Regions from separate parts of the Homo sapiens genome. Here regions 1 and 3 are each linked to region 2. Evidence: chromatin contacts called from ENCODE Hi-C data. All regions are on one chromosome and are shown on one strand. The core of a region is the stretch at or near the end of the contact, and the rest is flanking DNA. Distances in the headings are between cores, read along the strand shown.

Evidence for each region. Hi-C counts contacts between places; a loop is a spot of excess contacts on that map. Pooled maps may share reads with other maps.
Region 1: a pooled map shows a loop between it and region 2 (13-fold over the local background). The contact joins the promoter of TPCN2 here to the promoter of DHCR7-DT in region 2. A Hi-C loop is called at or near these places in 6 of 50 pooled maps.
Region 3: a pooled map shows a loop between it and region 2 (5-fold over the local background). The contact joins the promoter of PPP6R3 here to the promoter of DHCR7-DT in region 2. A Hi-C loop is called at or near these places in 6 of 50 pooled maps.

The regions. Positions count from the first base shown.
Region 1 is chr11:69,047,581-69,050,280 of GRCh38, forward strand. It overlaps TPCN2 (two pore segment channel 2), which reads left to right and starts at 1,352. Exons shown (of 25, transcript NM_139075.4): 1 at 1,352-1,526. The coding sequence starts at 1,418. RefSeq lists silencers at 1,090-1,309, 1,430-1,599, 1,680-1,779.
Region 2 is chr11:71,447,146-71,449,845 of GRCh38, forward strand. It overlaps DHCR7-DT (DHCR7 divergent transcript), which reads left to right and starts at 1,383. Exons shown (of 2, transcript NR_186309.1): 1 at 1,383-1,740. DHCR7 (7-dehydrocholesterol reductase) reads right to left here and starts at 1,248. Exons shown (of 9, transcript NM_001360.3): 1 at 1,145-1,248; 2 at 465-589. RefSeq lists a silencer at 915-1,554 and an enhancer at 1,280-1,781.
Region 3 is chr11:68,459,364-68,462,063 of GRCh38, forward strand. It overlaps PPP6R3 (protein phosphatase 6 regulatory subunit 3), which reads left to right and starts at 1,389. Exons shown (of 24, transcript NM_001164161.2): 1 at 1,389-1,464. RefSeq lists silencers at 800-949, 1,260-1,629, 1,640-1,689, 1,740-1,849 and an enhancer at 1,060-1,119.

The DNA.
Region 1 (2,700 bases), core at 102-2,601, 2.4 Mb before region 2:
TATTTTCCTTTCACAGTTATGATGGTAAATTTTATATTTATTTTAAACCCTCCCCCCTCCCCAAAAGAGGGGGAAAAAGTAAAGAGGTATGGCAGAAGGGGAAGTCACAGAGATTGGAAGCGTCTTGCAGCACCTTTTTTTTTGAGATGGAGTCTCGCTCTGTTGCCAGGCTGGAGTGCAGTGGCGCAATCTCAGCTCACTGCAATTTCCGCCTCCCGGGTTCAAGCGATTCCCCTGCCTCAGCCTCCGAGTAGCTGGGACTATAGACACGTGCCACCACGTCTGGCTAACTTTTTGTATTTCAGTAGAGACGGGGCTTCACCATGTTGGCCAGGATGGTCTCGATCTCCTGACCTCGTGATCCACCTGCCTCGGTCTCCCAAAGGGCTGGGATTACAGGCGTCTTGCTGCATCTCGAAGCGTCTTCAGCGTGCTCTTGCTTGCTGGCTCTGATGATGGAGGTGTTCAAGCCATCGTGGAAGGAATGCAGTGGCCTCTAGGAGTGAGAATGACACCAGCCAACATCCAGCAAGAAGACGTGGACTTCAGTCCTAGGCCCATGGAGACAATTCTGTTAACATCCTGGATGAGCCTGGAAGTGGGCTTTCCCCAGAGTCTGCAGATAAGAGCCCACGGCAGCTGACATTTTGACTCTAGCCTCGTGAGGCCCTGAGACAGGAGGTTTCCTGCCCCGCAGGACTGAAAGATGATGAATGGGAGTTATTTTATATTTTCAGATTGTGGTAATTAGTCACTGTAGCAATAGAAAACGAATACAAGGTCTTTATGCATTAATGTTGAAAACACTTTTTATATACGTTGTAAATATTTTTTAAGTGTGTCATATGTTTTTAAACTTTTCCCTTAATGATATTGAATCCTCCTAATTTCACCATCAGAGGGTAAACTCCAGTTCCATTCTGGGGGGAGTCCTTTGCAGTCACCCCGTGTACTCAATACTCACATGCATCAGAATCACCCCGAATGCTTGTTAAAACACAGATTCCTGGGTCCTCCCCGCAGAGTTGCTGATTTAGTAGGTTTAAGGGCCCAAGAATTTGCATTTCTAAAATGTTTCCAGGTGATGCTGAAGCTTCTGGCCGGAAAGACATCCTTTGAGAACATATTTCCTCCCCAGCCCTCGGCCCTTAAGCCCCAGAACGCTGCCCCGCCCTGGGTGGAACGAAGCTGAGCTCCACCCTAGAGGGGCGGGGCCCTTTAGCTCCGCCCCACTCAGGAGAACCCCACCCCTCCCTCCCCGTTCTCATTGGCTGGGACTGCAGGGATCCCCTGCGCCACAGTGCCGTGCGCGCGTCAGCAAAAACGCCAGGGACGGGGTCTCCGCGCCTGCGCAGTGAAGCTGGGCGCCTTCGGGGCTTGAGCTTCTGAGGGTCGGGTCCAGCGCGTGGGCTGCTGGATGGCGGAACCCCAGGCGGAGTCGGAGCCCCTGCTGGGCGGGGCCCGCGGCGGTGGCGGCGACTGGCCGGCGGGGCTGACCACTTACCGCAGCATCCAAGTCGGCCCTGGTGAGCCGCCCGGACCTGGGGAGGGGACTGGCCCGGGAGACCAGGGTCGCGCGTGGGGGTCCCGCTGTCCCAGCACCCCGCTTTCTGCCGGGCGCGCCCCCACCAGGTTCGAGTCCGAGCGGGGCCCGGGCCGCGCCGGGTGCCAGGCGAGCCGGTGTTCTGAGGGCGAGTGGGCTGCGTCCTGCGGACCCGGACCGGGGTCAGGGCAGAGCTGGGGTCTCTTCCGTGTCGCGTCCTGATCCCGACCAGCTGGGCGAAGAGGCCCTCGCCCAGCCTTGGGCAGCCCCGAGGGAACCGGCCACCTGCGGCAGGCACCCTCCGTGTGCCCGGGCGGGCCCAGACCCCATACTTCCCGACTGTCGCCGTAATGAGGGTCGCCTAATTGACTCAGAGAAGGCAGCACTTTGATTTTTCCCGTTTCTTCTGGAAAAAGCAGAGGCTCACAGAGAGGCGTTACCCTACCCAAGGTCACACACCCAGTAAGTGGCCGAGGTGGGATTCGAACCAGTTGGGAGCTAGGAGTCCTTTCTTTGTAGGGTGCCTTTCCCCGTCCCACTTCCCGTGGGGCTGGGGCGGGCCCCCTAGACGGGGGCGGCTTCCTCTCCTTGCCCTCTGCCACCCCAGAGTCCCCTCTGCACTCCCTCCTGCCCTTCCCGTTTTTTGTCCTGGTCTGAAGATTGCTGAATCCGCCCCCCGAGGGTGGGGTGCGTCCGCCCCTCGCTGACACCAGGGGAATGAGATTCTGGATTAAGAGGTGGAAGGACCTTAGCTTCACTTCACAGATGAGGAAACTGAGGCCCAGAGAGGCCCTGAGACCTGCCCAAGGTCACAGCCCTCTGTTCTGGTGCGGCTGCTGCTCGAACCACTCTGAGAATTCACACCTGGCTCCTTCCCTCTCTGGCCTCTCTTTCCTTCTTTCCTCCTCTGTCTGGAAGGAACTGGGTTGGAATCCTGGTGCCCACCCACTGGTCTGTGGCATGTGCCCATCCATGGAGTAATGAGGGGCCAAGGAGGGGACCCTGACGAGAGATGAAAAACCAGAGGCCAAGGTGGCCACCCTGTCTGCTCACCTCAGAAGCTGCCTCCAGGAAGTTCTTCAGGTGCTTCCTGGGACCAGTCAGGAAGGAGATCTGCAGGGAGCAGCTCTGGCAGGCCCCTTGATGAGACGCCCAGC
Region 2 (2,700 bases), core at 133-2,632:
GTAGAATGGGGTGGCATTCGTCTTGCCCCAAGCCATGGATAAGCTACAAGGGGACAATGCCTGGTACCAACATTATCAATTATGTAAAACACTGGGAAATTGCAAAAGGGTCAGGGGATGTGTAACCTCAGAACTAAAGTGTGAAAAAGCCACTGGGAGAATGTTGTCAAAAGGGATTAAAACAAGACCAAAGAAGTACTTTTAGCTTATTACAGAGTTCATTCACCCAGGAGTCAGCTCTTTAGCCACAAGCATTGAGTTGTGCAATAAACATCTAAGTAACATCCTTCCCAATAGACGGCTGGGAACAGACAAAGGGGAGGTGCCCTGGTATGTTGTATTTTACTCATAAGAGGCACAGACAGTCGTTGGCACTCGAGAGCTGGTGGACCAGTCTGTCTGTACTTTCAACGCTGTGAAGCCATAGCCTGCGCCCACGATCCAGGGCACTGAGATACACTTACCTCCAGCCTCTTGCCAAATAGTTTCACAGCAGAAGGGAACTTTTCCTTCTTGAACCGGCCCCTTAAAAGTTTCTAGACACCTGTGCTCCAAATGCCTGCTTGATCCTTCTCAACCGGCTAAAGTCCTGCAAGGAACACAAAAATGAATAAGACCGCAGGCAGCTGACATTTCAGGAGAGGGCAGAAGCTCAAGGCCCACAGTAGGAGTCAAGCAAGAGGCAGAAGGTCCAGTGCTCAGGGCTTCAACAGCCGCATGTCAGGGAGGACGGCGGACAAGCCAGTCCCATCGCAAAGCTGCTGTGCCTGGCTCAGCACTGACAAAGAGGGAGGCGAACAACAGGTGGGGCAGGAGAAAGAGCCGCCGCGGAGCGCGGCATGGGGCCAGGAGCCGACCCCGGAGCCAGGCAGCCTTCGCCCGGGGAAGCTCCAGACAGCGCGGGGACAGAGCATCCCTCAGACGCCGGCTCGTGGGGGAGGGGGACTATCCACGCCTCCGCCCCGCCTCCCCGGAGCCCCAGCGGCCCCTCGCCTGTGAGCTGGACCCTCTCCCCACCTGCGCGCACGCCCCCTACCCCTGACCCCACCCTCGCCCTGTGAGTGGGCACCTGCTCACCTGGGCAAGCGCCCCCCACTGCGCACACCTTCCCCTGGCCTCACCTGCGCACACCTTGGCCACTCACCTGCGCACACCTCGGCCCCTCACCTGCGCCCACCTTCCCCTGGCCTCGCTTGCGCGCGCTGCTCCACGCCGCCTACCCTCTAGCCAGGGGTCGGAGTCACCCGCAGGGCAGGGGCGCCCGCCCCCGGATGATGTCAGCGATTGCCTGCCAATCGGAGGCGGACCCTGCACGCCCGGCGGCTCCGCGCCCCGTGATTGGTCGAGGAGCCTGAGCTGACTCCGGGCCCACCGCGCCCGCCATTCGGCAGCGGCCGGACTCGAGATTGACGGCCCAGGCCCCGCCCTGCCGCCCCACCGGCCCGCCCGGGCCCTAGTGGGTGGGCGCAGCCTCTGGCGCTTCTTCGGGATCCCAGCTGACCAGCTGGGGGTGGGGCGTGGCGGAGTGGCCACGTGGGCCGCGCGGAGAACGCGCCAGGCTCATCACCTGGATCATCGTGCCTCAGTTTCCCCCTCGGCAAATGGGGCTTCAGCGGCTCGCGACGCACATTGATGGAGCGTATGTCCAGGCGCCGGTGCACCGCAAGGAGCAAAACAGACACAGTTCTTGGTCCTAGGGCTCACGTCCCGGGGCGAAGAGGATCCTCCATAAACGATCAGGTAAACACATGGGTGTCAGGGAAGGCTCGCCGCTGGGAGACCGCCAAAGTGACCCGAGATGGAGTCTGGGTGGCCTGCTTATTAGGGGGGCACACCTGTGCGAGGACGGGAGGGGAGGGAGCAGCAGGACTGGGCAAAGGGAGAAGCTGAGCCACAGTGCGAGCCGGACGCACGGGCCACGTTGCGAGGGCATGACCTGGGGCGAGGCAGCCCTGGAGGAGGGGGCAGCTGAAGGTGTCTGCTGACCCCACACCCAACAGCTCGGGTAACAGGCCTTACTGTCAGAGCGATCTGGTTGCCACGTCTCTGTGGCCCTCAGAGAGACATCATGTTTTCTTTTTTCCCTGCACCTTTTTGTTTTGAAAAATGTTCAGCATACAAACAAGTTGAACGTAAAGTGAGCACGCAGATTCCTAGGTTCAGCAGGGGTGAGCAGCTGGCCACGTTTCATTTCTCTCCCTCTGTGTTTATATATGTGTATTTTTCTTTTTTCCTCCCCACTCAGCCCCCACCATTAGCTGCAGATACCGTGATACCCCCCTCCCAAATACTTCGGTATCCAACTCCTTAAGAACAAGAACCTCCTATATTACCAAAATACAATGACCACATCAGTTCAATGCTGTTATCTATTTTCCATCTCCAGTTTCCCGCGGTTGTCCCAATAATGCCCTTTACAGCCCTTTTGTTATTGTTGTTTTGTTTTGCTTTGTTAAGACGGGGGTCTCTGTCACACAGGCTGGAGTGTAGTGGCACGATCACAGCTCACTGCAGCCTTGAACTGCTGGGCTCAAGCGATTCTCTTCCCTCACCCTCCTGAGTAGCTGGGACTACAAGAGCACACCACCACACGCTATTTTTTTTTTGGTAGAGATGGGTGGGGGGGGGGGTCTCACTATGTTCCCCAAGCTGGTCTCGAACTCCTGGGCTCAAGCGATCCACCCACTGTGGCCTCCTACA
Region 3 (2,700 bases), core at 139-2,638, 3.0 Mb before region 2:
CTCGGTGTCCTGGGCTGGCTCTTGGGGCGGGGGTCCTGATGTCCGGGACCTCGGTCCTACCTGGGAGGCACAGATATGGCGGGGAACGGGAAGCCCGGGGGAGCATTTAGAAGCTCGTGTGCACAGGGAAACCCTGTCTCTACAAAAAAATTAAATTAGCGGGGCCCAGTGGTGCGTGCCTATGGTCCCAGCTACTCGGGAGGCTGAGGTGGGGGGACTGCTTGAGCCCAGGAGGTGGAGGCTGCAGTGAGTCATGATCACCCCACTGCACTCCAGCCTGGACAACAGAGCAAGACCTTGTCTCAAAAAAGACCCCAGGCCAGGCGCGGTGGCTCACCCCTATAACCCCTGCACTTTGGGAGGCTGAGGTGGGCGGATCACCTGAGGTCAGGAGTTCGAGACCAGCCTGGCCAACATGGTGAAACACCCGTCTCTTCTAAAAATACAAAAATTAGCCGGGCATGGTGGCGTGCACTTGTAATCCCAGCTACACGGGAGGCTGAGACAGAACTGCTTGAACCTGGGAGGCGGAGGTTGCAATGAGCTGAGGTCGCACCACTGCACTCCAGCCTGGGGGACAACAGGGAAACTCCGTCTCAAACAAAACCAAACCCCAAAAGTTCTCGTCTAAGTCCTTCTCCCAGGACAAGGGCACTTATCTCTTGGCGGTGCGTCACAGGTAGGGATATTCCGCGATCCCTCACCTTGACCCCGCTACGAGGACAGCCACCTCTTTCAGGTAAAGAGATCGCAATGGGAAATCATTCTGATAAAAATTCCCCTGTGGAGAATGCAGGCATCGATCCCGTTACCTCTCACATACTAAACGAACGCTCCTCCACTTAAGCTGATTCCCTAGCCCGGCCTAACCTTTGCAGCCGGCGCATATTGTGGCTCACGTCACCACCGGTGTCCCCCGCCGCCCCCGCCCCGCCCGGCCAGCTCGCCACCCTATTGGATCCCTCACGGCTCCGGCTCCACGGCCATGATGGGCTTGGCTCAATTTAGTTTTAAAAAGCATTGGCCACTCGGATTGGTGGTCCGAAGCGTCCGTCAAGCGGAGGACCTGCTGTTGCTACGGCGTAGGGGGTCCCAGCCAGGTTTCTCCCCGTTTCTGATTTGTTTCTCAGGCTCCGGGGTCCTAGAGGTTCCGGATCCGTCAAGTCCATGGGAAAAGAATGCGCCCCTCGCGCTTGACTGACGAGGCTTGCGGGCCAATCGGAATGTAGTCAAAGGAGCCGCTAGGCGATCCAATAGGTAGTAGGGGGCGGGAGAGAGGGGCCAATGAGCCTGGAGCTGGGGGCGGGGGCAGGGCCGCGATTGGCTGAGAGGCGGCCAGAGGGCGGGCGGGGGGGAACTCAAGGCCTGCTTGATACGTCCGCCATTTTGGGCGCTTCGCTGATGGTGTCGGTGAGCGCGTTTCCCGCCTGAGCGCAACTAGCGGCGGGTCGTGGGCACCTCCAGGTAATGGGGGTAGGGGAGGCGCCGGAGCAGGCCGCGGCGCGGGGTGTGCGAGGCGCGCGGGCAGGCGCGGGGCCCCTCCACCTGGCCTCAGCGGCTCAGGGAGGGAACGTCCCGGCCCCTCTCCCCTCCCCCCCCGGAATTCGTCGCTCCGCGGGCCCGGGAGGCGCGGCGCCGAGTCCTTCCCGGCCGCTCCCCGTCCGCTCCTGTTAGCCGGGGGCCCCGCCAGGACGGGCGCCGGGAGCGGGACGCGGTCGGGGCGGCGACTTTGTGCCTCGTTGACGTTCGCGGCCTGGCGCGGCGGGCGGGCGAGGCGCGCCCCTGACCCGGCTCTGGCTCCAGCCTTCCCGCCCGCCGGCCGCGGCCCGCAGTCTCGCCCCCCGCCCGGCCCGCGCCCGGTCTCCGCTCCCGCTGGGCCTCCCGGGGGCCTCGGGGAGCGCGTCAAGTTGAGGCAGCAACTCGCCGTCAAGAGTCGCGAAGACCATTGTTGGACTCTGCTCTTCGGGAAACAAGTTTTGTGGGTTTCTGTTAATTCGCCGCAGAGTCATCGGGATCCACACCAGCCAGTTCCGAGGCTCCCAGTACCCTTCCCAGTGGCTTTTTAACTCCTGTGAGGTGGCTTGTATGTAAACTGTCTCGAATGCCTCCCTGGTGTATTTGAGCCGGGGGTGGGGGGGGTGGGTGGTCCTTCTTGTGGCTTGAAGTCCCTCCCTCTTAAAGAAGCCCATTCACTGTTTACTTGGAGGTGTTTCCTGTTGAGGTCCTGCTGGCTGTGATCACAATTTAGACTTTTTAATTATAGGTGAACGGGATGGGTCTTTGGATGTACCTCCGTGCCCTGACGTTTCAACCGCGTGACTTAATGTCATTTTCCTGGTACTTCACGTTTTCTCTGTGGGGCTTTGGGTCTGTTTTGCTTTTATGGGAGGGGGTGCTTGACAGGCGTTCCCTTTCATCCTCGCAGCACTTGTTGACGGGGTGGTGTCCTTTATTCGTGGGACGTTTACTTTGATTTTGTCCTCAAGGTCATGTTGCAGATAGGCTTCAAGGGGGACAGGGACTCCAGGTTTCCAACCACCGAACTGTGCCTCAAGTAGCAAGTGTATGAGACCCAGTTATGGTGGTGGTTGGGTTTTCCTCACTGTGGAGTGGAGTCAGTGACCACTTTTTAGCTCTGTGACCTTGGGCAAGTTACCCAGCTTCTCTTTTTTTTTCTCTGTAGTATGGGAATAATAATAA